Linked DNA regions of Mus musculus: region 1 is linked to region 2. A link is a loop called in an ENCODE intact Hi-C map of the cell type or tissue named here. Cell type or tissue: left cerebral cortex. All regions are shown on one strand. Each heading gives the region's core, and the rest is flanking DNA. Links, peaks and the distances in the headings are about the cores only. Region 1 has its middle 75 kb from the start of Gm23039. Region 2 has its middle 210 kb from the start of Gm39818.

Region 1 (14,899 bases), core at 6,286-11,285, 600 kb before region 2:
AGGAATCAATGAAAATAATATACTGTCAAACTGAAGCTAATTACTGACTAGAAGAATGCTGTCACTCATAGGTATTAAATAGCATTTGATTCTAACACTGCTTCCATCCCTACCTTGTTAGGTGACCCTGAACAATGAAGAGGGGACTCCATTTTGGGGTTTCCCTTTCTCCTTCCACCTGCAGAAGTCTACAGCATGGGTTGACAATGCATTCTAAAATACAGATCTTATGGCTTTCATCTGAAATCTCCTCCACAGCCCCATGTATTAGTAGATAAGCCCCAAGAACATAGTTCCATTGGTAGGTACTGGTACCTCTAAGAGGAGGGACCCACTTCAAGCAAGTTAAATCATTAGGATGTGCCTACAATGGAGAAATGAAAAGCCTGTCTTCTTTCACATCGTGGTCCTGAGGGGAGCGTCTTTGCTGTATCATCTGACCTCCACTACAGGTTCAAAAGTCAAAGGGCCAACCAGTCATGAACTAAAACTTCAGAAACCATAAGCCAAAATAACCTTTAGCTTCTTGTAAGTACGTTTTCTCGGGTAGTTTGTCACAGTGATTAAAAACTAACTAACATAGTCATACCAACAACTTCTTAGGTCGTGGGGCAATAAACTGGACTAGAATGCATAATATGAGATTATGATGCCCTAGTCATGGTAAATATTTGCTGACTTTTCATTATATCTCTAGAGGTATGTCTATTGTTGAGAGAACACAGATGGAAAGTTGACAGAGTACATAACCCACTCTAAAGACACTAGTCAACTTTTCTGGGGATGGGTGTGTATTAAACAAAATAAAACAGGTTTCACGATATATGTCACAGTTGTCTGAAAGTCATGGGAGGAGGCAGACTCCTGGCTCCTTTAAAGATGATTGGTAGATTTCTGGGAAATCAGAGCGGTACTAGCTAGTAACCTTGGAAAACTTAAACATTTTGGAGTTAAATGTTTGGCTTCTGGTTAGAGCAGTGAGGAGTAAACACGAGTTAACTTTCTCCAGCCTGGAGGAAAAATCTATCTGGGCTCTTTCTTTCATGCTTACTACTCCAACTCAAGAGAGTTTATTTTCTGGGACAAAGGTAAAGATAAGGGATGCCAAGACTCCTCTGTGCTGTCATTCGACTTTACCATCACAACAATTTCTTTCGATTAGTTATAGTATTTGATATATACTAATCTATCTTCTCTCTCTCTCTCTCTCTCTCTCTCTCTCTCTCTCTCTCTCTCAGGGTGGGGCTACACATGTGCATACATAGGTCAATGTGTGATATCATCCTTTATTTCTCCATCTTACCCTTTGATATAACATCTTCTCTACCTGACCTACAGGCTAGAGTGATCAGCCGACAAAACCACTTATCTGTCTGTTGACTCTCTGAATGTTAGGGTTTCAGATAAACTTCACCATGTCTGGCTTTTATATGGATGCTAGAGTTCTGAACTTGATCTGAGCTTGTGCTTATGCCTCAAGCACTTTACCAAGTGAGCCATCTCCTCAGCCTCTATATGGTGGTTTGTTAATCCTCATACACATACTTACAAAATTATGTTGCTTGGCATGTGGAATGAAAAGAAAAATAGACACAAAGAGCTCAGAACCATGTTGGCAGACAAAGTACTCAAGAAGTGGCAGAATCACCAACAGTGGAAGCTGCAGCAGCTGGTGCTGACAGAGCAGGTAAAATTTATCTTCAGTGCCCGCTAAAAGGCCTCTGCAAAGAAGTGGGGTAAAATGCTAGGTCCAGATGGTTGTAATATTCCACTTAGGAAACTTTACATTTCCACATAAGACGAGAGAGAATGCTAAATTAAATCCAGAAGAATTAGCCTTTAGTGAATGGAAGGATGTTAGTAAACTATCTATGCAGGGGAGTAAAGAATTTTTTTTTCTGTTGGTGGGGATGCAGAAAGGTGACAACCCCTTGCAGTTAACCCTTATGTATAAAATCAAAAAGAGCACTGAAACTTAAGATTGATTAGGGTGGGAAGGCAAGGAGAATTTCTTCATGTGCCTCTTCCCCTTGAATAATTCCAGTCCACTTAACTTTCTGTGAGTTAGGTAGAGAACCTTTTGGGATGCAGAGGAAGTTTTGGGTTGAGATATTTCCTCTGCCTTGTCAGCACTAATTATAATGTTTTCAGGGGATCATTCACAATATATCACATCAATGATCTATGTCTTACTGTCTCCATAATATTGTGATAAAGATCTGTGTGTTAACAAATGTCCCAACACACTGCACACACTTCTGTGTCTGAGGATGCATTGAAGCATATTCACTTAGTCATACTCCACAGCATCCTACAGGTAGAGAGAAAGGTTCCAAGTACCTGCTTCTCATCTAAGACCAGATACCAGGAGCTTGACCAAGAATAGCCACAAATCCACTGTTCAAGCATCACACACATGCCAGGAGCTTGACCAAGAATAGCCACAAATCCACTGTTCAAGCATCACACACATGCCATAATGGGAAGGTCCCTGTCCCTGTTCTTTTCTTGTACATTATGACTCCAAACAACCATATAAGGTCTCACTAACATATCATCTGCCAAAAAGGTCTCCCATGAGCCTCTTCAACATTTGAAGTCTACAGTGGGAAAGCCTTTTGGAGCTGCTTTGCTTAATCCTTTTTCCAGAGAATAGTATCTCAGAATTTTGCAGGGAGCAGGCTGTATGGGCTGCAGCTTTCACATGCATAGTCAGTGCAAGTAAGCAGCTGGCCATAGATGTGTTAGTCCTTTTCAGTTTTCCTGGGATAGCAGCCAGGAAACACCAACTCTCACACTAAGTCTGAGGCTACCTTGCTGAGCAGCCTCAGGCAAGCCCCTTTTCTTCCCCGAACCTCAGGGATTTTTTTTTTCCTTTCTCCATCTTGCTGTTAAGACCAGTTCATCTCTAAACTTCACTATCATTCCAGAATTCTATTAATTTCAAAAACTTTCTAGCTCAGAAACAAAAGTGTCTTTCTGAGAAACTAATTAAAAGTACAGATAAAATCACATTAACTTATAAATCAGAATGTCCCTTCTAATTACATCTTAAGCAACATCAAAATGGAACTTGCCCAAAGCTACCACAGTAGTTAATCACCAGCTACTGATGTTATTGTTCCCACCCCTCACCCATTCCTACCTACCTCTGATTCTTCTAGGTAAATAAGATTGTCTCCTGGAATACATTGCATGTGGATTCCCATTGTTCATATTGTTCTTCTTTTAGTGGTAAAGGACAAGAGACACTTCTTTTTCTAGGCCACATAGAATTAGCTCAAATTCACTTAGCCATTCAAATATTTTTTAACACCTTCTGCATGCCAGACATGGCTCTGAAGCTGCCAGAACAACTTCCAATAAGTAGGTAAGTAAATTTTATATAGAGAGTCAGCATCAGATACAAAGAAATAAAATATACTACCATTTCAATGCATACTATTTTGTAGACATTTAACACAATCCTGGGAGGAATTGTAGGAGAGCTTCCCAAATAAGGAGTATTCTTGCTTTAATATTTCAGCCAAGAAATAACAGTAGGGGACTAATCCCTGAAAACTCTTGGGAACTCAAAGCAACTATCTGGAGACAATTTAACCACTTAACTAGAATCCAAACATCTCAAACGATCGCCGCTGTTCTATTGGCCAGTCCACACTATAGGTTTTATGAAAATGCAAATCAGCACTTAGCCTTAAAAATTAAGGAAGATGCAATCATTTGTATCAGAGCCACAGAAGGTAGGTGAGTTTAGACAGAAGGATGTAAGCTCAGAGTTTTAGGATGTACATAACTCAGACAAGTTGCTTACGGTCTTTGCTGGCACTTTTATCCTGGGTTAACTAGAGCCTGCCAAGTGACTGATGTCCACCTGGATCCTGACAGTTCTAGCTAGAGGGAAGATCAGACCTTCGCTGGGTGCCTTGGCCATGTAGGAGGGTAAAGCTCGGCAGCCTGAAATTGTCTCAACTTCCAGACAAAATGAAGTTTTGTTGAAATTAAATAAACAAGCCAACATAGTACTATCAAGTAAGCTGAAGATGGGCTTTGTCCCAAGTTGTCCACACTTGAGTATCAGCCAAAGCCATGCATGTCTCTCAGTATCAGCCATGGCCGTGAATGTCTCTCAGCATTTTCATCTTTGAAACAGGAAAATGAATGCCAGCATATTAAGGATGCAGACATTGTAAATATAAATGATTCTCTGCTTTGCATTCTATTCACAAATGACTACAGTTATCCAAAAGACATGAACCACATGGTCACTTATCACAGCCACCCAAGGCTCAATTACCACCCTTGAATAAGAGGTCAGGGTTAAAAGCAACAGATTCAAAAGATAAATTTGGACCTGAAAAGGGAGAGATGACAAAATAGTTTGTCGGACAAGATGTCTGGCACCTTTGGCCATATTTCAATGGAACAGAAAAGATGTTGAGGTCACCGAGAAAGCAATTTAAGTGGGCCAGAGAGAGACAGAGTGTGGATGACAGCTCCTTTTACCTGCAGAGTGAGGCTGCGATCTGCTCAGAGGGAACGGGAAAGCTGTTGATGGATGCTTCTCTCTCAAAGCATCATTACACAAACTGATACTTCTAACCCGGTGCTACCTCAGACCTGCTCTTGATATCATTTTGGATAAAATATGAATATAAATGCCAACACTGATATAAGCTTTCCAAGCAGGTAAACGGAGACAAACACAAATGTAACAAAGACCCACATGTTTGGGGCACTTCTCAAAGAGCTGTCACTGATATTTTTAAGTGAGTCAGTCTGTTTCCTTATGTGGTTGATCAGTCCACCAGCTACATAGAGTCCACTGTTTTGTGTATTTAAATTTTCTGAAGGCAGGAGGGCTTGAGGTTCTCCTGAAGCTGTCTGGAAGGGCTCCACATTGTGTGAATCCAAGAGCTTCAAATAACTGGGGCAAATGGTACTGTGCAGATGTAGGCTTGGGGCATGGACTAAAAATACAGATTTCTGGGCTCTCTGCCCTAATGTTTTAATTCAGTGAGCCTCTAGGAGGGTCCAGGAACTTACTTATATTTTGACTAAGAGGCATATATGACCTTGGTGCTCAGCGCTACACATAGTCATTACTGGCAAGCTAGAGAGACTGGAAACTCTAAAAACTTGGGTTCAAGTCTCCATTTGGCAATAGATGGCTATGGGTTTTCTGGGCATATCCTACCTCAGTTTTTTCATGGACTTTTCATCTAGGAGTACTTGGCTTAAGTCAAAGAAACCTGGCCTCAAACGTCAGCCATTCTGCCTTCTAGCTGAACTACAGATAAAGATATGTTTCTCTGGGAAAAGTTACATAATGTCCCAGAGTCCTCCACCATGAAATGCAAATGGTAATAACAGTGTCCATGGTGTTGTTTTTGGTGGTGATGGTGGTGGTGGTGGTTTTGAGAGTTTTTGTTTTTGTTTTTGTTTTGTTTTGTTTGTTTTCTTTTGTTTTTGTTGTTGTCGTTGTTGTTTTTGCATATAAAGAATGGCCAGAATGAGTCAGACTCTGCTGAATATCCAGTATCCCTTAGTTGCAAACACCCCGGCAAGGTCAATCAGAGGAGCTGCTCTGCTGTCCTCCGGAGTTCCTGTGATTAATGAGGTTCATGGAAAGGTAACCCTGGCTGAGTGCTTCCTTGGGTTTGTCCTTATAGCCAGAGATATTCCCAAGAAATTAGCTTTTCTGAGGGAGGGTATGATACAAGAAAGATGTCTTAATTGCATCTCCCAGGAGCAAATTAGAGAGAAGTGTTAGAGGTCTATGCCACAGTTTTTTCAAAGGATAGTCCAGTGATGACCCTTTTCAGAATCAACTAGGTGACTCACTAAATTTGAACATCCCAGTCTCCACTTGAGCACGGACCCACAGGAGTGGTTCCCATCACTTGCAGAGGCTCCACTCTCTCTGAGTAAAGGGCCGATCATCAGTGATGGAGATAGGCTGTCAGATAAGATTCTAGCACTTCCATTCTCCTGTCCCGTGCGTTTTCTTTCTTCTGGGAAGAGGGACTCAGTAAAGACAAAGGCACTTGCATTTTCTGTGCATTTACCAAGAATCTAGTTTCCTCATAACTTGGATGTTCTTTCTGCAGCTATGTTCTAACACAATATATTATTTCAAAATTATCCATATATTCCCCAGGGAAATGTACTAACCAAGGCTGGTTACTAAAGGATCTGGGTTATGCTACCTTCCTTAAAATGGTAGTGTGGTTAATATAAATGGGATACAAAAAACACGAGTGGCCACTCCCTATGTCTCCTCCATTCTCTCACCTGGATGTTCCACACTGCATGTTCCCATTCTATTCTTTTCTCCTTTACCTTCTTATCTTCCATTCTTGCGTTGCATTTCCTTCCCCCTTCCTTGTCTTTATTTCTAATAATTGGTCCTGCCATCCTATGGGATTGCCTGTGTTCTCTCAATCTCTGTCTCTATATCTGCCCCGCTTCTCTTGCACTTATATCTGCTCTCCTGGCTCTCTCATTATCACTATCTTTCTATCTAGATCTCTCTGGTTTTCCTTCTGACTATACCTGTGTCTCCTTATCACACACAATACCTCACTGCCCTTTCATCCTTTTGACACCCCAGACAGGGCCAGGCTCCAGGTCAAACATGGAAGCCCCTGTGTCCCTGAGAAGACATGGGTCCCATGCTAATCAGCAAGCATATGCTAAAAGTCAAGCCTGAGACCTCATTATTTAATCCGTATGAGCAATCCCCTGCCAGAGACCTAGAGTGTGGAGGGCTTTCACCTGTTGGGAAACTAAACTTCAACTAGCTGCTGAAATTCAGATGTAGTTACAGAGGCAGCAAGGGCAAAGAGCCCTAAAGCCAAGACTCTCTTCAGGAGGGGAATTATGGGCCCCTGTGCTAATGTTTGAGGGCTCTTTTGTATTTTGGAATGCCTCCCACTTTATTCTAGGGTTCAAATGTCTCATTAAAACCCGGTGGCAGAGGCCATTAAATGTGTATTAAGGTGAGTTTTCCTTCTCAAATCTCCATCAGTTTCAAAGCCAGCCAGCCAGCTAACATCCTCAGAACACAAGTCAAATAAAACCAGAGAGCCTGGTAGGGATGCAGGCTCTGAATGATGCCCCCTCCAGACACATAGGCGTATATGCACCCTGCCATCCTCCTCCTCTCTGACTTCCACCCTCACCTTTCACTCTAACAGTTGGCCTTTTTAGAGTTTATCTTCCCGGCTGTAAGGGTATCCCAGGTGGTCAACTCTACACTATATGAGGGCAAACTGAGATTAAGCTGTTGCATACCTTCAGCAGATGCTGCTGTGGGGTACTAACAGCACTTTCTTTACACTGGGAAAACCAGAAGGATGGTGGGTTAAGGAGAAAAGTGCAAGTGCAAACATACCCTAGCCCAAGTCTAGGCAGCAGGGATGCAGAGATGCTCACATGTATAGTCTCTCATTCTCTCTATGTGTGTGTCTCTCTCTGTCTCTCTCTGTCTCTCTCTCTCTCTGTCTCTCTCTCTCTCCCTCTCCCTCCTTCCCTCCCTCCCCCTCCCTTGATTTCCTCTAATTTCTTCTACCCAACATGATCCGTCCACACACTCACTTGTACACACCACGCATACATCCACACCTGCCCGTGTCTACTTTTCAGAATAAAAGTTTGAGAGAGGCAGGTAAAGAATGAACTCCAGCAAAGCTCCTGGTACTCTTGAAATGCTCCCTTCCTATCAGTGGAGTAAAGAGCAGCAAAACTAAGATTTGGCTGGCAGCCCAGCCTAGGGAAGGAGAATACCCATCACCAGGGACCAAGGGAGAAAGCCGGGGCTCAGGTCCAAGGACCACACAAGTCCACGTAGTCCAGCTGAAAGGCCCCTCAGTTGCTAGTATGTTGAAACCTCAGGCATATACACAAAGGAGCCGCTGTTTTCCTCCAGGAGGCATTTGGATGCCTCCCACAGCCCAAATTGGGCTGGAACTCAGAAATCCCATTTTCTTGCCCACGTTCAGATGCTATCATGCAAGTGGTAGAGCCAGCCAAGGCCCCTTGGGAGAGCGAGTGGTTCCCCTCCAGGAACCCAACTACAAGAAGCATGCTTAAGCCACCTGTTGTTGGACTAGGTCGGCCCGCCCTGTAGCAGCCTGCTGCAAACCTTCATCATGTTATAAGTACCCTGGTTGCTCGACTCAGCAAGAAATACATTGCACTCATGTCTCTTCCTCCAGCCACCTCTTCTGATAGGTCTAAGCCTCCTTCCTCATCTTCTCCCTTTCCTTTGTACCTCCAGTCTCTTTTCCCCACATTCTCTCTTAATATTCCAGCAGTAATTTCTCTTTATCGAAGTGCACTTGGCGTCTTCATAGAGACTGGGGGATGCCCATCATCTCCCAGAGCGCCCCAGCAGCAGATGATCTCCAAGCGCTTATGCAGGGTGTTTACTGAACGCGCGGGCAGGCTGAAAAGCCCCAATGGCCCGTTAGTGGGGAACAGTGGGTGACCTGTTCTCAAAAGCCCTGTTTCTCCTTGAGAAGAGTGCTCCTCCGTGGTTTTAGTAAAGAAGGCAATCAGGATAAGGAACCAATGTTTTGTTCGCCGCCAATCCCAGGATAGGTGCAAGAGATCCAACTTTCTAGCTTCTGCCCCGCATCCCTGCAAAACTGCTATTTGGGGGGAAAGGACATCACCACCAGCGGGCTACTCACCCTCAAATGTAGATGCTTCTCTTGTAGGGGTTCTCAGCAGTCTAGTGCACGCAGGGTCAGCGAAACCCTTGAGTGTCTCTCACTCCTCTCCTGGGCCGCGCTGCTTGAGCTACGCGCTCTGAGCGGGGCGGCCGAGGGCAGTGGATCCCATGGGTGGCGAGTTGGCAGAGGGCGCGCCGCCCGGCTGGGGGCGCATCGCTCCCGGGGCTGGCGCAGGCTGCAGCGGGCCGAGGGGCTCCCGGGGAAGTTGGTGGTGCTGGGAACAGACTTCGGACTTGGCGCCCGCTTCTCCCAATGTGCCCAGGCGCGTCCTCCGGGAGCGATCCGAGGACTTGGGGATGAAAGGGAATTGGGGGCTGCCGGTGCCGGCAGAGCAGCTGCAGGAGGCGTCCCTGGCCACCGCCTAGAAGCAGCACAGGGACATCGCACTGCCCGAATCTCTCAGCGTTGTCAGGAGCTGAGGGCGAGCGACCCAGCCAGACTGCCTGCTCCCCGCAAGCAGGCGCCCTTCGCTCGGAGCCTGGCTCGCTCTAGCCCGCTGCGCCGCTCGCGTCACCGGCCGGGTCCCCTCCGCTGCTTCGCCTGCTCACAGTGCTCGGCTGGGGCGAGAGGCTGAGCGTGAGGCGGCCGCGGCTCCCGCAGCATGGAGGGCGATCTGCCGGGCTCGGGCTCAGGTTCGGGCAGCAGCGGCCGCCGCCTCCCGCGCGCCCACGTGCGGGAGCCCCGGTGTGCGCGCTCCGGCTGGCGGGGCTAGAGAGAGGGAGCGAGGGCGAGCCTCGGGTGGGGGCGGCGGGGACAACCCTCACCCCCGCGCAGCCGAGGGCAAGCTGCTGAGGTTCCCGAGGGCGCGGGGCTCCTCGTCTGCAGCTCAGAGATGGGTGATGCACAGGGCTCCCTGGCTGTCCCCTCCCTTTGCAGAGAGCCAGAGTAAAGCCCAAGGGGTGTGGGGGAGGGGAGGGGCGCCCCGTTCCGGAGGATCGGCTCCGGAGCAGCTAAGAGTCTCCACCAAGGTCTCCTATGAAGGGGCCGTATTCAAGTCCCTTGGAACCCCTTCCTGTCTCTCTGAAAGAGAATGGGGTTCTGAAAAGGAGTGAAGGAGTCTGCGGGTTCCCAGGGACAGCTTGTTCCGGCTTGCCCCGCCTTCCTCCCAGAGTAAGCACTTTTCCCGTTAGCCAACAGACTCCAAGGGGCACCTCCTTCCAAACAGAAGGGAGTTGGCTTGCAAGATGGGCCTGACACCCTCCAATCAACTGGCACATAATTAGAGAGACCCCCAACTCTGAGAAGAACCTCCCAGGAACCCAAAAGTCTCTATAGATGAAAGCCAGTCCGGCATCTTCTGGCCTCTTCAAACCCTTCAGTCAGGCTCTCCTGGGCCTCTTTCCTTCAGCCATAAAATCAGGTTCTTTCCTCATAAGAGTAGAGAAGAGACACAAAACAAAACCAACCAACTGTGGAAGAATTTAAAAATTAGAAGGCAATTTCAAAAGATGGGTAATAGTTTAGTGCTAACAAGAAACATGATTAAATTAAGGAAGCCAAAGAAGGAACAGAAAATAAGACCTATAAAGAATCAAAATTAGCGAAATGAGCATTTACTGGGCAGCATGTGCTTTTTTTTAGAGACCATCTCATCTTCACCATAATGAGCAAATTCAACTCAGAGAAGACAAACGGTGTGACCCTGTCCTGTGCATTCGATTTGGTCAGACCCCAGTTTGTTTTCCTCCTGCCAACCCTCTGCTCTTCTGACACCTGCTAGAACACCATTTATGCTCAGCAAAAAAGGGAGTGAAAAGGAGAGGGGTGAGAAGGGAGAGGATGCCTCCTGAGTTTAAGAAAAGCTTTCTGGAAGACGTGGAATTTACACAGAATCCTAAAGAGATGAGGAATCAGAAGAGAGAAGTGACAAAAAGTGACAGGCAATGGGAACCAAGGTGGAATTGTGATCAGGAAAAGGAAAGCAGGAACCCTTGATTCAAGGATGGTCAGTATAGACCTTACAAGATAAACTCAAAGAGAAAACGGGGGTGGTGTGGGGGGGGGATTGCAGTCAGAGGAAACTAAGTGTAGGGTGAGGCAGCTTACTGGGTGCAGGTGGTGGAAGCCTGCTGCAAGGTGACAGGTGGAAGCAAAATAAAGTCTTCCTGTCCCTGTTGCTAGGGTCCTCTGCATAGAAAGCACCTGGCTCCCCACTGGCTAGAAGGATACAATGAGAAAGTAAGACCCAGCCCTCAGAAACAGTATTACAACTTTGCACAGCTGTGCTCTTGTGTCCGCAGTCTCTTGGGTTCACATACAGCAAGCATCACCACGGAGCTGGACAGCAAGAGCACTTTGAAAAGGTACCTAGGCTATCAACTGAAAGCAAAAGCTGGAACCAGGGAAAGAAACCCTGCTACCTCATTGGTCAGTCAGCACTGAACTCACAAAGATAGAGGAAGTTTACTTGGGGGTCTTTCCCTGGAGATAGTCTCTCCCTTTAGCAGTATGTCCCCTGCCTGAACCACTAGCAGCCACAGAACCCTCACAGGCTCTCAAACCAGACTCTCCAGCCAACCACACACCAGTTGATTTCAGATCTTCACTGACATACGCACTAGATAGATCTGAAAATCATGTCTTCCTGTGGTCCTTCCATTCGCCAGTGTTTAAAAATTTTTAATGAAGTACAGAGTATCAAACACTTCCTGTTATACTCTGTTCCTTGCTTTCTTTCATATGCACACAAACACACTGTACATATAATTTAAATTGAAATTAAAGATAAAAAAGCAATGTATCCTTAAATATGACTCAGTCTGATATTTTTCTATTTAGATTATGGGTTTTGTTTTGTTTTTAATGTTCATCATGACCTAGTTGATCCTGTCATCTAATGTACTATGATTTTTTAAAAAAAAAATCAATCTATGCTATTAATTTCTGTTGCCTTGGGTTTGGGCTATGCCTGTGTGTATTTCATCTCTTACACTGGTGAATGTGAGAATTAAAGCAACTAGAATATGAGTTCTTTGAGGGTAAAATTCAGATACATTTTAATCTTTGAAAGGCTACTCATAAATTAACAGCAGGTTTCTGTAGAAGGTGGTGGCTAAGCAAACCAGCAAGGAGAGGAGCAATCTGTGGAGTCTGGAAAAGATTAAAACTCAGAGAGAAGCCAGGCTGGGGGGAGGAGAGGACAAAGCTTGAAATGGGTGGAAAAAGATAAAGAAGCCAAGAGTTACCCCAAACTCTCCTTCACAGAATCATCCTCAATGGACTGCTAGCAGAAGGATAATAAAATCACCTGTCAAACCATTGTGTGTTCTGAACGTTCACTATAGTGTCCACTGGGAACAATTTTTCCAATAGAGCTCTCTTTTATTGCTTCACACGATTCCAAAGGTTGGGGATTTGAGTATGAAGGAAAGCAGCTGAATAGCTGGTGAGGATCCTTGGAGAAAGAAAAAAAGCCAAAAGATTGCAGAATCAAATGAGTTCGTGGATGACATTTTCAAACTACACTTCCCTGTGTTCTCCATCATCCTGGGACAAGGCTGCTGACCCAGGGAGGAAAGAATAATATCTAACTATAGGACATGAGGCAATTTCCCTCTGATTGTAGTGATCCCTGGAAAGTTATCTTTCCTGAAATCAAAATGGTTTCTTTTGAAAGCAGTGTTTCCCCTGCCATGGGACATATACCATGGGAGATTTCTTATCATTAACTAGCCCATAGAACTTTATAGTGAAGAATATGATGATTTATTCAATATCCATAAAAGTGTGACTTAAAAGTGAGTGACAGGCTCATAGATATTCACATAGAGACGTTGGAAATAGTCTGTAGCCCAGGCCCTCAGTTTTTAGTTATATTTCACATACTTTTTAGGTTTCAAGTAACCCACGCTAAGCTTGAATTTCTGACTTTCCTTTGCCCATCTTCTAAGTGCTTGGACTGTAGATATGTGCTACCACACTGTGATTATATAACAACCTACCAATTCAGCCACATTCCCAAAACACAGGGTCTTCATTTTAAAAGAATTCCTGCCAGTTTTGAGATCTTTTATCAGAAGTTTAAAAGAAAAGCAGGAAAGAGAGAAAATTATCAGCCTAGGCTTTGAGCCCTGGCTTACTGACTTAGTGTCTTGAGGGCTCCTTTTACAAGACAGTAGAGACACAGGAGTTGCTGCTTGTTATAAAGAAGAATGAGTGTGAAACGCCTCATAAGGCAGGAGTAAATAAGGTTTACTTAATATCTACTATGGGCCCTGCACTGTAGCATGTCCACATGTCATTTCATAAAATGACTCTCTTCATTTCATTCAAATCTCTATTTTAAAAAAATCCACATAGTAAAATTTTTATCTCTTTCTTTTACATATGAAAAGGGAAGCCTCATAGAAGTTAAATGACTTCAACTTTAGACCAGAATGTATCAGACATTCATAGTAAGTACCCCACTCTCTCCACCCCCCACCCCACAACTCCTTCCTTCTCATATTTTGCCTCTCAGTCACAGCAGATTTCAAGCAGCAAACTGTCTAGAAGATGGAAGATCAGACTCCTGGATAAGAAAGAGGGTTGAGATCCTAGACCTGAAGAGTCTCCCTCTTGCTAAGGCCGGGGAACCTTAGAAGGAACATTTGCTTCTTGCATCAGGGCAGAAATGCACTTAAATGCTCTGGGTACACCCTGGTGTGCAGAATGGACAAAGTAGCTAAGTGGTAGCAGTCAGTCACAAGGGAAAGCTAATACTCCTGCTGAGAGTAGCACTGGGGCAGCTTAATGGCAAGTTTTGCATAAGGATTCCTGAAAGTTAAGAGACAATAACTGAAGTTACTAGGGATAAGGAGAGGGCAATGCCAAAGCAGAGTCTTTGAAAGGGACTGAGACTTGGAAGTGAAATCATCCATTTTATAGATCTATCTATCTATCTATCTATCTATCTATCTATCTATCTATCTATCTATCTATCTATAATCTATCTGTCTGTCTGTCTGTCTAGCTATAATCTATTTGTGTGTCTATTTCCATTTTTTCCTCTTGATGTATTTACACTTGTTTTCTTTCTCACTGAAATAGTAACTCTGCCCTTAGACTCCTGTGGTTGAAGATGTCCAGAACATCAATTTCATATCTTTTAAGCTGGCTGTCTCAGAGTCCCAAGTCTTTCCTGGGAGAAGAATCATCTATACGTTGACTGAATATCAACACTGGACAACTGGAGAGTGTGAAGTCCTAGTATCAATGAGTCAGCTAGAAGCTGAGCCCCCAGAATCAGGCATAAAGTAAGAGGAGTGGGATGACTCCCATTTTTAATACACTAGGATCAGTGGTATAGATGTTACAAAAAGGTTTACACTACCTGACAGAGACAGCCAGGGAGACATTGGTTGAAAACCCTGAGGAACACAATATGTAGCCCCTTCAAGATCCCTGTCCCTACAGGCCTGATCATGTGGATCAGAATTCATGGGAACTGTTGAATACCCTGATAGGAGATAGATTTCTGAGATCAGCCATCTCAAGAATCAGTTCCACCTTACTGGCAGAGTCAAAACTGAGTTCATGTCCTCCAGCCCCAGAACCCAACTCTCATCCTGCTTCTTCAGGTTTTCATGTTTGTCTGTTAACCAGTAAATGATATGAAGAAGGAAGACACTCTTATCCTGTTATCTAAACTGAGGCACACAAGTCATATATATGTTGCTTGTCTTGACTTAATTGGCTATGTGCTGCTTCCCAATTCCTTGGTCACTTTTTCACTCTGGATTCCAGGTCAGAGTCCAAGAGGGGACCTGACTGTTGAGTCACAAGGACCCTGAAACCAGGTGACCCAGATAAGTCCCATTCACCAAAGTTAACTTCCTTGCTTGACCTCTTGTGTCAGAACATGATTGCCCAATGCAGCAGTCCACCCTGTTCCTCCTCATTTGTGTTCCCATCCTATACAAATGTTGCACAGTTTCCTGGTTCAGATCTCAAACTGGCCAACTCCCTGAGTGCTCACAAAACAAACCTTCCATTTTTAAGCTTCCGTATCTGAAGTGAGTCAGTTTTCTTGTCTTCAGCCCTGAACCCAACAATCCCAGGAGGTTTCTATATCTTCTATCTGAAGATACACTCTGTAGCTGGTTTCTGAGAAAGAGTGTTGAATGGAAATACAAAAGACCTGAATCAAACCCTGGCCTGCCCCTTGCATATTATGCAATTTG
Region 2 (14,899 bases), core at 5,567-10,566:
AAGCATTAAGGAGAGGGCCTCCCCCTCCAGCAAGTGCTCTTCCTCTATGATTCTCATAGCCTGAATAGAAAGAAAATAGGAACAAAGCCCACAGCCTCCCCTGTGAGGTTTGTCCACCTTCCCAGGTGGAGCCCTCTATTATTTATTGAAGTACATTGAATGAAAGAACCTTGCTATCCATGTGCTCAATCTGCAACCTTTCCTAAGCTTCGATCATTGCTGCAACACTTTCAAGAATTCCACTGTGTCTCCCATTTTTCCTAACTTCAAAACTTATATAGATCAATTCATCAACTAAAGTGAATAGTTTTTCTCTTCAATACACACTGTGGGGCACTGGGCTATACACAGACAGTTTGGTCTCCAGTCGAGCTGAGGTGTGGAACCCCGAGGCCCAGTGGTGATAATTCACCTACATGGGACAGTAGGTGTTCCTCATGTCTCCTGGAACCCTGGTTCCTGTAGAAGTTACCGCCCCCAAAGCCCCCATAGGAGAAGCGTGTGGCTAGTAGTCACGTAGACAATGTCCCAAGCTTCTGACCTTCAGAACTCCACCCAGTTACCTAACAACAGTAAGATAACAATCCCACCATAAGAGGGGCTGTTTGGCCCCACCTCACTCTCTCCTTTCACTCTCCTCATGCTCTCCTCAATCTCTCTTACTCTCTCCCTCTTACTCTAGCCTTTCTTCTCTCTCTCCTTTTCCCCCTTCTCTCCTCTTGGCCATGGATGGTCTCTCTCTCTCTTTCCACCTTCTCTCCTTTCCCCCTGTCTTTCTATAATAAAGCTTTAAAACCATAGACTGTCTCTGTTCATCAAGGCCTGCTGTGCATGGACGATGGGATCGACTTTCCTCTAATGAGCCATTTCTAATCTCCTGTCAGAAGGCCTTCCTGTGCTCCAGCCACGGACCAGACCAGGACTCTCGCCTGCATGGGAACCTCTCTCCCTCTGCCCTCTCTCCTGTAACTCTGGGGTTGAGGGTATCATCCCGGGGCCCCTGGTATCAGGGGCTGCCCCTTGTTCACTCCCCATCGAGTGAGGTCAGTGCTTTAGATACCCACCCGGGGCCAAGTGGAAAGTATCTCTTGTCCACCTCCCTTGTCCACCTGCCCAGAACACAGGAACTCTGGAAGGATGTGGACTTTTTCCCTCCCCACTTCTTCCTGTTCACCCCCATACCCACAACATACTTATATTATTAATATATAGAGTATATAAAATCACTGTTTTATGTGGTCATGGAAAACCAGTATCCCATGACAAAACACATGTTAAAATTTCTTAGCATGTTTACATGTCCATTCATGTAACTAACTCTTAGGTACTGCTGGTAGCACCTGACTAACCAGCTTCCTTTTCCAAGGGACATTAGATGTTCTATGTGCAGCCAGTGGCCCCATTTCTCTATCGCAATGTCCAGAACAATGAATTAGGAGAAACAAAGTCTCCAGTGTTGTTTGCTGAATGAACACCGTTCACAAACTGGTTGGATGATGCTCATCCTTCGGCTGGGAGCGGTCCTGGGGCCAGGGAACTTTCAGATCCTAAAAACAATGGAATTTTCCTCAAGATGTCATTGGACAGCCACCTGTATCAGAGACACTCAGTTTCCTAACTCTCATCAAAACCTACAGAATCTTAAACCTCTGACTACTACAGTATGAGGATCAGTGGCAGGATCAGAAACAAAGTAGCACTAGCAGCAACAGCAATACTAAACCCAGGTCACATCCATTTTCTTCACAAAGGCTGTATGTTTCCCTGCATCATCTCCCTGAAGCCCTTTAACAAATATGTAAGACAGATAACACTTAAAACCAAAGTCATTAAACTACTCAAGGGTGGGGAAAGGATATGAGACCAGTAGCCTGACATCAGAACCCAGCTCTTAACCACAAAGATACATTCCTTCCTAGAGAGGAAGCTTCTAGAAATAGAGCTAGCTAATAAAATCACCACTCACAGACCCTACAGGCATGGCTGCTCTTCCAAAGAATTGGGTTTGAATCCAAGCACCTACGTGGTAGCTCACAACCATCTTTAGCTCCAGTTCTAGGGGATCCAGTGCCAGCTCAAGATCTGAGGGCTGTGTTATCACCACAAAAGGGATAACTGTATTGAGCAAGTCATTTGGGCTGGAGAGATGTCTCAGTGAGTAAAGTGCCTGCTACTTAAGCCTGAGCGCCTGAGTTTGGGTCCACAGTGCCCACATAAAAGCTGTTCTGACTATTCATGACCAATAACCCAGCCTTGGCAGATGGAGGATGCAGAAAAATTAGTGGGGATTACTGGTCAGTGTGAGTCCCAGGTTTGGAAATCCTTTTTTAAAAAGTAAGATGAAGAGCAATGGAAGGCACCCTGTGCCAAACTCTGGCCTCTGAAGATACACACACAGGCATGTGCACACGTGCATGGGCACACACACACAACACACACACACAGAGGTGAGGAGGGGAAGATCTGGATACTCCTAGGAATGATTAAAGTCTCATAAACTCAAAGGTAAAAGAGACAGGTGCAGGCAATGTGCATGAATCTAAAGGGGAACAGAAAAACCATTGAGCTGGGTAGCATTCACACTTAAAATATTTAGTGTATCATGGTACCTGCAGAAGGCTCCAAGGTTGGAGCCTTCAGTTCCCTGCCCAATGGAAACACTTACTTTATCAAACACTGAACACAGTTCAAGTTGTTTGTTCCATACAGTTCTCCCTTCAGTTGGCATCACAGCCTTCTGAAGCCAGAAGAGGGCATTGGATTCCCTGGAGCAGAGTTAAAGATGAACTACCACATGGAAGCTGGGAATAGAACCAGGTCCTCTGGAAGAGCAGCCAGTGCTCTTAACCTCTGAGCTATCTTCCAGACCCAATAAAGATTTTTAAATAAATAAACCTTTGAAACTGACTGTTCATAATCCCTATCTAATTTGGCCAAGATGGCTGACCCTACCTTCTTTGTAAACTGGATCTACAGTGTTGTGACAAGCAATTCCTGCAGGTCAGAATGTGTAGGAGAATCTCTGGAGCAGTGGCTGTGGTGGATAAGCCCTGGAGTCAGTCCTTCTTTCTCCTTACTGTGGATTTTGCTGTTCAGCCTCTTTTTTTTCCCCCTTCTTTTTTTTTTCCATTTTTATTAGGTATTTAGCTCATTTACATTTCCAATGCTATACCAAAAGTCCCCCATACCCACCCACCCCCACTCCCCTACCCACCCACTCTCCCTTTTTGGCCCTGGCGTTCCCCTGTACTGGGGCATATAAAGTTTGCAAGTCCAATGGGCCTCTCTTTCCAGTGATGGCCGACTAGGCCATCTTTTGATACATATGCAGCTAGAGTCAAGAGCTCCGGGGTACTGGTTAGTTCATAATGTTGTTCCACCTATAGGGTTGCAGATCCCTTTAGCTCCTTGGCTACTTTCTCTAGCTCCTCCATTGGGAGCCCTGTGATCCATCCATTAGCTGACTGTGAGCATTCACTTCTGTGTTTGCTAGGCCAGCCTCTTGATGGAAAAACCACCCACCAGTCATTGCTGGAGGGCTGGAGCTAGACTTGACATTAGAAGGATACTCCAAGTCTCTGTAAACACAATGTCGGGCATCTCCAAATACAATGAAGCATCTGCACTTGCATGGCTCAGTTTCCCGTCCCCAGGCAGCAAAAGGCTCAGCCAGTTCTCTGCCAGGAGCAGGCTTGTTACTGAGTTTCTATTTCCTTAGCTCCCTAACCTTTTGATACAGGGTACATTCTAGTCTTAGTTTGGGATTCTTGGTCTCATTAATAAAAGAATTCAAGAACTAACTCAAAAAGAAGCTCAAGGACAAATTTATTAGAGTTTGCTTCTTCCTGCCTGTCTTTCTTTCCTTTTCCCTCACCCTAACCCTAAAAGAAACAGCCGGGAATATTAATGAAAGCATCCTTAGAGAAAGTAATGAATCTCTAAAACAAGACGACCGAGATGAATTCGATTCCTGTCCTCTTAAAGCACCTATTTTGTTTTCTCTCAGTCTCTGTTTGGAAGCTCTCTATTTCTTTTGAAATGTAAAATCTTTACCAGGATGGTCTTGGCATAGATCTTATTTTAAGTCAGCCTGAAAAACTTGGGCAAACACTTACTTTCCATCTGTCTTAATCTCTGTCTGTGTTGCTATGACAGAATACCACAAGCTGGGTAATTTGTTAGCTGCAGAAGTGCATCTGGCTTATGGATCTGAAAGCTAAAAAGTCTGAAACCAGAGATACTACATCTGGCAAAGGACTTGTCACTATGTCATTCTACTGAGGATCAGGAAAAAGAAAAGGGGTAAGGGGAAGAAAAAAACTCTTTCATGAGTTACTCACTTGTGACCTAACTTTAGACAGTATCTCATGTAGCCCAGGCTGGACTCACCCTCATTATACAATTCAGAATGACCTTGAATTTACGATTCTCCTGCTTCAGCCTCTCATGTACTGGGATTGCAGGCATGTGCCACTAGAACTGGCGACCCAGTTCAGGTTCTGCCAGAGACCAAACCCAGAGCTAGGCAAGCACTCTAGCAGCTGAGCTGCACCCCAAACACTCTCTCTGGTCACCTCTGCAAGGACTCAGCTCTCCCCACCGCTGCCTTGGGGATTAAATTTCCAGTGCATGAAGCTGACCAACCATTCACCCTGGAAGCTTGTAGCTTCTCTTCTCCTGTTGTTGTAGAATGGCTCCTTTGATGTCCTTTGGATCTTTCTCTATGATCTGCTCTATATCTTTCTTAAGAATTACTATTCATAATTGACACTCACATTCTCAGACTTCTCTGCCTTGGTCTTCTTTGCCTCTCTTTCAGCCTTCCCTATATCCTATAGCATCTGAAATCTATCTCGGTTCTGATTAAATCTTCCATGGGGTGGCCTCAGACTCCACTCTCCCGCTTCCAATCCAGAGTCCCTGCTGGGAGCTTCATTGTGTTTTACTTTCTTTTGGTACCATGCATTTTTTTAAGAAAGTGATGACTTCTCCTTTTATCTCATCTAACATAACTCATGTCCTGAGTTTTTGCATTTGTTCTCTGGAAAGCTGAAAAACAAGTCTGTATCAATGCCAGGCAAGCATAGGGATATTTGTCCTGACCAAACAGGGTAGCCGCTACTGGTCTCTAGTCAGAAAAACATCAGTGAAAAACACAGGTGTTTACATACTGACAGCATTAAGACCTCGTGGCGGTTGCTAACATGAGACATCGGGGTGGTTTTGACTCAGCCTAGAGAACAGAGAGCTTGTTGATATAGTATGAGTTCTCAAAGCTACTAAATCGGGTGTTCTTGTGTCGCATTTGATTGTTTTTCAGTAGAGCTTCACTGTAGCTCAGGCTAGCCTCCTACTTGATATGTAATGAAGAATGACCTTGAATTCTAATCTTCCTGGCCTTACCACCGGGAAAGTAGCAGGCGTGCACCACCACCACCCCTAGGTTTATGTGGTGCTAGAGATCAAACCAAAGGCGTCATGCATGCTAGGCAAGCAACATGCCAAATGAGCTACACCCCAAGCCGGGACTGGATTTTCTTAGGTACACCCATACGCCCTCACCCATCACACACTCAGAGACAAACACCCTTACTCATGAATTCTGAAAAGGGGCTTCAAACATCAAAGACAAGAAGTAGAATCTGCACCTTAGCCTGAGGTTGGCCCTTTCAGTTCAACCTGAGCATCTCCCTCCCACTTTCCTATCATTTACTAAAGTCCTTCTCATCCCCAACCAGAAGGGCGCACCTTCACCTTGAAGCTGCCCATGCTTAACTGCTCTCCTTTGCTGTTGAGCCTCTGCAAGGCACCACTCTGCCACTTTGCCATTACCTCCCTCATTGCCTGCCTCTCTGGGAATTAACAGTTCAGCATGTGCTGGAGAGACAGCTCAGCAGTTACTCTTCTGAAGGTCCTGAGTTCAAATCCCAGCAACCACATGGTGGCTCACAACCATCCGTAATGAGATCTGATGCCCTCTGTGGTGTGTCTGAAGACAGCGACAGTGTACTTGCATATAATAAATAAATAAATCTTTGGGCCAGAGTAAGCAGGGCCAGAGCAAGAAGGGGAAAGAAAGAAAGAAAGAAAGAAAGAAAGAAAGGAAGGAAGGAAGGAAGGAAGGAAGGAAGGAAGAAAGAAAGAAAGAAAGAAAGAAAGAAAGAAAGAAAGAAGGAAAGAAAGAAAGCAGCCTTATTTATAATAGCCAGAAGCTGGAAAGAACCCAGATAACCCTCAACAGAGGAATGGATACAGAAAATGTGGTACATTTACACAATGGAGTACTACTCAGCTATTAAAAGGAATGAATTTATGAAATTCCTAGGCAAATGGATGGATCTGGAGGGCATCATCCTGAGTGAGGTAACACAATCACAAAGGAACTCACACAATATGTACTCACTGATAAGTGGATATTAGCCCAAAAACTTAGGATACCCAAGATATAAGATACAATTTGTTAAACGCATGAAACTCAAGAAGAACGAAGACCAAAGTGTGGACACTGTGCCCCTTCTTAGAATTGGGAACAAAACACCCATGGAAAGAGTTACAGAGATAAAGTTTGGAGCTGTGACGAAAGGATGGACCATCTAAAGACTGCCATATCCAGGGATCCATCCCATAATCAGCTTCCAAACGCTGACACCATTGCATACACTAGCAAGATTTTGCTGAAAGGACCCAGATATAGCTGTCTCTTGTGAGACTATGCCGGGGCCTAGCAAACACAGAAGTGGATGCTCACAGTCAGCTATTGGATGGATCACAGGGCCCCCAATGGAGGAGCTAGAGAAAGTACCCAAAGAGCTAAAGGGATCTGCAACCCTATAGGTGGAACAACATTATGAACTAACCAGTACACCAGAGCTCTTGACTCTAGCTGCATATTTATCAAAAGATGGCCTAGTCGACCATCACTGGAAAGAGAGGCCCATTGGACTTGCAAATTTTATATGCCCCAGTACAGGGGAATGCCAGGGCCAAAAAGTGGGAGTGGGTGGGTAGGGGAGTGGGGGGGGGGAGTGTATTGGGGACTTTTTGGATAGCATTGCAAATGTAAATGAGGAAAATACCTAATAAAAAAATTAATTCAAAAAAAAGAAAGGAAGGAAGGAAGGAAGGAAGGAAGGAAGAAAGAAAGAAAGAAAGAAAGAAAGAAAGAAAGAAAGAAAGAAAGAAAGAAAAAGAAAAGAAAAGAAAAGAAAAGAAAAGAAAAGAAAAGAAAAGAAAAGAAATCTTTTAAAACACTCAATAAGTGGCTATTAGCCCAGAAGCTCAGAATACCCAAGATACAACTGGCAGAACACATGAAACTCAAGAGAAAGGAAGACCAAAGTGTGGATACTTCTATCCATCTTAGAAGGGGGAACAAAATATCCATGGAAGGAGTTACAGAGTGTGGAGCAGAGACTGAACGAATGACCATCCAGAGACTGCCCCACCTGGAGATCCATCCCATATACAACCACCAAACCCAGACACCATTGTGAATGCCAACAAGTACTTGCTGACAGGAGCCTGATATAGCTGTCTCCTGAGAGGCTCTGCCAGTGCCTGACAAATACAGAAGTGGATGCTCACAGACATCCATTGGACAGAGCACAGGGTCCCTAATGAAGGAGCTAGAGAAAGGACCCAAGGAGCTGAAGGGGTTTGCAGCCCCATAGGAGGAACAACAATATAAACTAACCAGTACCCACAAAGCTCCCTGGGACTAAACCACCAAACAAAGAAAACACATGGTGGGACACATGGCTCTAGCTGAATATGTAGCAGAGGACGGCCTGGTCGGTCATCAATGGGAGGAGAGGCCCTTGGTCCTGCGAAGGTTCTATGCCCCAGTATAGGGGAATGCCAGGGCCAGGAAGCAGGAGTGGGTGGGTTGGTGAGCAGGGGGAGGGAGGAGGGAAAGGAGAGTTTTCAGAGGGGAAACCAGGAAAGGGGATAACATTTGAAATGTAAATAAAGAAAATATCTAATTAAGAGAGAGAGAGAGAAAGAAGGGTGACAATTTAAAAGAAGAAAAAAACAGTTCAGCATGCAATCAGTATAACTTTTGTCACTGAAATGCTCTATATACTTTACTGGCAATAAGCCTCAAAGTTACCTCACAAAGATTTTCTTGGTTTTAGTCTTTTTGTTTTTCTGAAAATGCCTTTTGACAATATCAAAGCAGAAAATATTCTACTGGTATTTTAGCGATTAAAACCATGCACCAGATTCCCACATTCAGTCTCCAGCATGTGAACACCTGAGTCCCAAATGCTGGGCTTCAATCCCGGCCCCTTAGGGCTGCCCCTGATTACTGACTGTCTCTGGCTCCACCTGCTGGCCACTCACTGTGCCAACCATCCACTTGAATACTAAGATTAAAGTTCCTGAAGATGAGACAGGATGTTTTGCCTTAAAGAATAAAAAATCCTTAACGCACAGACAGACGTCATAGCAGGAAACAGTTGCCAGGGAACTACCCCTGCTTCCTGGGAGGAGGGGTCAATCATTTCCCGTTGCATCACTGCAGTGTAAAACAAGCAACTCTGACTCTGGCGTCTCTGTCTTTTGAGAGATTGTTATACCATATATCCATCATTATCTCAGAACAATCTGAGCTAAACTGAGCAGTACTAAAGGAGACAGAGTCCTGTGTCAGTCATACACCCCTTTAAAAATCATGTGGCTCTAACAAGGGGAACCCCCTCAGCATGATCTCTCGTAGCTACACTCCAGCACAGAAATGATGCGTTGTATAACAAACCTTCCACTTCACCATGCCAACGTGCTGACTGTCATGGAGGCCAGCAGTCTCACTGTCCCCAAGATGACCACTGACTCCCTGATGTGAGGCTAGCCCACTCTGAGACATGCTTAAATTGTGAAATGCACATTAGATTTTAAAAATTAAGTGTAAAAACCATCTATGAAGTATCATTATTAGTTTCATATTGATTATGTTTAGATGTGAATATATTGAAATAACTGACATGCTATTCAGCCCAAAAGATGGCTCAGGAGTTATGAGCACTTCCTGCTCTTGTAGAGGACCTGAGTTCAATTTCCAGTACCCACATCATGAAACTCAACACTGTCTGTGAATCTAATTTCAAGAGATTTCATTAAGAGGGGGAGAGAGAGAGGGAGAGAGAGAGAGAGAGAGAGAGAGAGAGAGAGAGAGAGATTTCATAAATTTCAAGCGATTTTATTAAGAGAGGGAGGGAGAGAGAGAGAGAGAGAGATTTCATACTCCCCTCTGACTTCCATGGGCACCTGCACTCATGTAGGACACAAAAACACACACATACATACATACAATACATACAAGTAAACATTTGAAATCTTTATTACTTATTACTTATTTATTTAGATCCCAAACACTGCCCTCCAATCCCCTCCTTCTGGTCCTACCTCACGGAGTCCCTCTTCCCACCCCTCCCTCCTCTCTCATCTGAGAGTGTGGGCCCCTCTGGTGCATCAAATCTCTGCCAAATTAGGCACATCCTCCCCAGCTGAGGCCAGATAAGGAAGCCCTGTTCTGGAACAGATACCACAGTCAGGCTACAGCTTTAGGAAGAAACTCCACTCCTGTTGTTGTAGGACACACATGGATACTCAGCTGTACATACGTGTCCAGTGCCTCAGTCCAGCCTGTGTATGTTCTTTGGTCTGTATCTCATTATCTGAGAGCTCCCTGGGGTCCAGGTTAGAAGACCCTGATGATCTTCCTGTAAGGCTTCTATCTTCTTCAGGTCCTGCAATCCTTCCTCTAACTCTTCCATAAAAGTGCCTGACCTCCATCCAATGTTTGTCAGTAGGTATCTACATCTGTTGCAGTCAGCTGCTGGGTAGAACCTCTCGGAAGACAGTTATGCTAGTCTCCTAGCTATGAGCGTAACAGAGTATCATTAATAATGTCAGGGATTGGTGCTTGCCCATGGGGTAGGTCTCAGGTTGGGCCAGTTTGGTTGGCAAATCCTTCTGTCTCTGCTCCATCTTTGTCCTTTTGTTTCTTTTAGACAGGACAAATTTCGAGTCAAAAGTTTTGTGGATGGGTTGAAGTCCTTATCACTCCACTGGGGGTCATGTTTGGCTATAGAAGGTGACCCCTTCAGGTTCCATGTCCTGTTAGGCATCTTGGCTAAGGTCACCCACACTGAGTCCTGGGAGCCTCCCACGTTCCAGGTCTCTGGGACTTCCTAGAAAATCACTCCAACGCCCCAACCCCTGGCAGCTGAAGATTTCCATTCATTCTCCTGGCCCTCTGGACAACTCTCCTGTCTCTCCAAACATCTAATCCTTCCCTCCCATATACTCCTCCCACCCAATTCACTCCCTCCCTCTGCCTCCTATGACTATTGTGTTCCCCATTCTAGGTGTGATTCAATATTTAGCCATTTTGCTGACATTGTTTATCAGCTGTGGGAATTATCTGGTAGAATTTTGGAGATCAGTGGTGTATACTATCATATCAATATGTGATACCATGACTTCTTCCTTTCCAATCTGTATCCTTCTTGATCTCCTTTTGTTGTCTTGTTACTCTATCTAGAACTTCATGTACTAAATTGCGTAGATAGGGAGAGAGTAGGCAGCCTTGTCTCCAATTTTAGTGAGATTGCTTCCTTTCTCTTCATTTAATTTGATGTTGGCTATTGGCTTGCTGTATATTTCTTTTATTTTTAACATGAAAGGATGTTTGATTTTGTTAAAGGATTCTTCAGCATCTAATAATCATGTGGATATTTTCTTTCAGTTTGTTTTTTATATTGGACTATGTTGATGGATTTCCATGTATTGAATCATCCCTGCATCATGGGATGAAGCCTACTTGTGGTGAATGATATTTTTGGTATGTTCTTGGATTCAGTTTGAGAGAAATTTAATGAGTATTTTTGCATCAATGTCCATAAGTAAAATTGATCTGAAGTTCTCTTTCTTTGCTGAGCCTTTGTGTGGTCTAGCTATCAGGTAACTGTGGCCTCATAGAATAAATTAGGTAGTGTTCCTTCTGTTTCTATTTTGTGGAATAGTTTGAGGAGTATTAGTATTAGTTCTTCTTTGAAAGTCTGGTAGAATTCTGCACTAAAACCATCATGCCCTGAGCTTTTTTCGGGGGGGGGTAGGGGGGAGAGACTCTTAATGATTGCTTCTATTTCCTTAGGGGTTATGGGACTTTTTAGATAGTTTACCTGATCTTGGTTTAATTTTGGTAAGTGGTATCTGTCTAGAAAATTATCCATTTCATTTATATTTTGCAGTGTTGTGAAGTACTTGCTTTTGAAAAAAGACCTAATAATTGTTTTTAAATTCCTCAGTTTTTGTTATGTCTCCCTTTTCATTTCTGATTTTATTAATTTGGATACTGTTTCTGTGTCGTTTAGTTAGTTTGGCTAAGAGTTAGTCTATCTTGCCCATTTTCTCAAAGAACCAGCTCCTTACTTTTGTTTATTCTTTGTATTGTTCTCTTTGTTTCTGATTGATCGATTTCTGCCCTGAACTTCACTATTTCCTACCACCTACTTCTCTGGGTTGTGCTTGCATCTTTTTGTACTAGAGCTTTCAGGTGTGCTATTAAGTTGCTAGTATGAGATTTCTCCAATTTCTTTATGAAGGTACTTATAGCTATGAATGTTTCTCAGCACTACTTTCATTGTGTTCCATAAGTTTGGGTATGTTATGCTTTCACTTTCATTCAACTCTAGAAAGTCTTTAATATCTTTCTTTATGTCTTCCCTGACCAAGTGATAATTGAGTATTGAGCTGTTCAGTTTCCTTGAGTATGTGGGCTTCCTATTGTTTTTGTTGTTGTTGAAGTCCAGCCTTAATCCATGGTGATCTAATAGAACGCATGTGGTTATCACAATATTCTTGTATCTACTGAGGCTTTGTGTCAAATGTGAAGAAAGTTCAATGGAGTTCTGAGAAAAATATATATATTCTTTTGTTTTGGAGTTAAAAGTTCTGTAGATATCTATCAAATCCACTTAGTTCATAACATCTGTTCGTTTCATTGTTTCTCTGTGTGTTCCAGGTTTGAGCAGGCCTCCTGGCAGGCAGGCAAAGCTGTGGGTTGAGGATAGTTAAGCAGACTGGAAGGAAGATGATGCTCCAACAGGGCAGGGCAGAGCCCATAACTACTGGGCTTTCTGGGGTCCCAGCAGTCTAGAAGATTGGTGTGGTGGTCTCCCTTGTGTGTCTTGGGTTAGAGTAGTCTTCCTAGGAGGCAGGCAGAGTGGTACACAGAACACAGATCTACAACTGTCCATTTAAAACCTTTTTAAAAATTAAAAACTATTAAAATTCTTTCATCAATGTCTATATTTTTCACTGTGCTACTAGAAAGGTTAAAATTGCCAACATGGATTAAATATATTGTACTTTCATCAGGTGGTACTAATGTGAACAATTTAACACAGAAAATACAGAGTTATCTTATGCAACCAACCCCTGTGCAATCAAAGTTATGCATACATGAACTCAATCATACTTCAAAAGATGGTACAAAACACGTATAAGTTTTGTCTTCCTGTTGCCTAAGCAATGCAATGTAGCAACTATTTGCATAGCATTTGCTTTGTATTAGGCATTGTAAGTAAGCTAGAGATGATTCAAGCATAAATGATATTCAGAGTTTATGTGCAAACATGACAGCATTTTATACAAAAGGTTTGAGCATACTCAGAAGATCTAGCATCAACTCCCTTCAGATACTGATGGATGGCTGCATATTAGCAGAAGAAAGACCATCTCTAAGATCTTTCCTTTTATTTTCTTGTCTTTTCTATCTAAGTTTCTGCTACTAGGATACTGACTTTAATCTCAGAATGTTGAGGACAACCTCCTCATGACTACAGGCAGCCTGGCCAGGAAACCTTTGCTGGACAAGATATTCAAGAGTTATGAGCTAGGGCTGGGGACATGGCTCACTAGTTCAGAGTCACTGCTGCTCTTTCAGAGGAGCCAGTTGATTTCCAGAGTCAATATCAGAAGGTTTACAACTACTTATAACTCTAGTTCCAGGAGACCCAATGCCTTCATGGGTATCTGCATAACAGTGCACACACACACACACACACACACACACACACACACACACACTATCTAAAATATAAATAAATCTCTTTTTTTAAGAGCTATGAGCTCAAGGAGAGTGGAGGAATGGTCCAAAATTATAGACACATAGAATCAAGTGCTATGCAAGAACTACAAATGACCAGAATGGTTAAAAGTAAACTGTAAATCAAATAAATAAGAATTAAAATATAAGATCTCATTTTTAGCTTAATATAGCACATAATTTTGTAAAATCATGTTGAGAATTGGCCAGTGTGTATGGAAATCAATATATTTCTTCCCTTCCTCAGAGACTTGAAGTTTAAATAACCTTTTTAGGGGCGATTTAGGAGTATGTGAAAAGGTTCTTATACTTGCATATGTCAACTGGACCAACAATGATTCTACTTCCATGGACTTCTGTCAGCAGTCGTCATCACAGACACACACAGTAAACTCACCTATAGGGATACTCCTTAACTTAAGAATTATAACAAAACAATGCTAACCCAACGATTCTAACCATTACAGCTTGCTGATAAGCTCAAGTACTGTGTTGCCACTACATATTGTATGACTGCATATTTAATGATAAACTCGGCATCCATCTGCCTCATCCTGAGCCCTCAATTCAGTCAGTGTGATCTTTGTTAAATGATTGTGTCAATCCTTGTTTAAAACCCCTCAGTACCTTCTGGCACTGTTAGGACCACGGAGCCTAGACCTTTATGGTCCTGGAGAATCTGGACTTTTTTTCCCCTCACCAGCTTTGCCACTCCCAGGCTCCTCTCCCTGGCCCTCTTCCAGTCAGCCACAGGGCCCTTCTTTTAGCTCCTCAGCTGGGAAAGCTCTTTTTGGTCCTAGGATTTCATGGTAGCACTCTGATTGGATGCTTTCTCTAACCCCACCCCCTACTCTTCTCGCTGACTAAAGCCTCTTCATCCTGGAGGATTCCGTTACAAGTGACACTTCTCACAGAAAGCCCTTCCCTAACCTCTCAGTCAAAACCAGGTCTCCGTCTTCTGTGGCTGGCATCACCTTCTTTTTCCCGTCTTGTAACTGATCCTCATCTGTGGCTCTGCATTTCTTACTGGGATTATCCACTCACTGCCAGCTGACTATACAAATCCCACCTGGTGTGTAAAAACTGTGCTGTAAAACTATGGGGAGAAACACAGAGTACTTTAATAAACCGGAGAGGTTCTGAAATCATATATGCAACATGTCTTTAATATCAATAAAATGTGTATATGATTATTTATGGACACAGAGACCCAAAGGACCAGAAGGAAATCCAAGATGTGAAGAGCAATTAGCTCTTTTTATTTTTTCATTAATTCGGTATTCCTGGAGTGAATATAGCTAACTTTCAGTGGAGTTAGTTTAAAAATAATAATTGTAAAAGTTCTGGGCTCAGACATGTTCCAGGACAGCCAAGCTGGCGAGTCGGGTTCCAGTTGTGCAGACCGTTGCTGGGGCCCGAGTGGGCGCATAGCCGCAGCCACGTGCCGGGTGGGAGACCCTACAGATGCGGTCCATGAAGCCCCTGGGAGGAGAACCGAGCGATCTTTTTGGAAGTCCAGAAGAAGGTATTTCTTCAAGCATGCCTAATAGGATGGCATCTGTTATTTTCGGACCAACTGAAGAACCTAAAAACATACCCAGGAGGACAAATTCTTTAGGAGGAAAAGGAAGTGGGATCTTCGTTGAATCAAATCCTGTGCAAACTCGACAACGTTTGAATCCACCCGGTGGGAAGACCAGTAACATATTTGGGTCCCCAGTCACTGCCACTGTGCCTCTGGCACACCCAAACAAGCCCAAGGATCATGTTTGGCTGTGTGAAGGT

What was found. A loop is a pair of places that touch in the nucleus more often than their neighbours do. Peaks named below come from ENCODE experiments on the same cell type or tissue, not always from the same donor. Only the 100,000 strongest peaks of a DNase experiment are listed, where the experiment ranks them.
Region 1: a loop joins it to region 2, with 8 times the contacts of the local background. A loop is called at or near these places in 7 of 42 quality-filtered maps.

Annotation. Positions count from the first base shown.
Region 1 is chr11:47,979,617-47,994,515 of GRCm38, forward strand. It overlaps a transcript of Sgcd not described here. Among named protein-coding and RNA genes, the nearest start is that of Gm23039, 75 kb to the left of the region's middle. In left cerebral cortex, for the core only: CTCF peaks have their summits at 7,134 and 8,872; DNase peaks (open chromatin) are centred at 7,966, 8,452, 9,266 and 9,794; H3K4me3 peaks cover 2,373 bases; H3K27ac peaks cover 1,276 bases.
Region 2 is chr11:48,580,698-48,595,596 of GRCm38, forward strand. It overlaps the pseudogene Gm12181. Among named protein-coding and RNA genes, the nearest start is that of Gm39818, 210 kb to the left of the region's middle. In left cerebral cortex, for the core only: a CTCF peak has its summit at 8,329 (motif pointing left); a DNase peak (open chromatin) is centred at 8,331.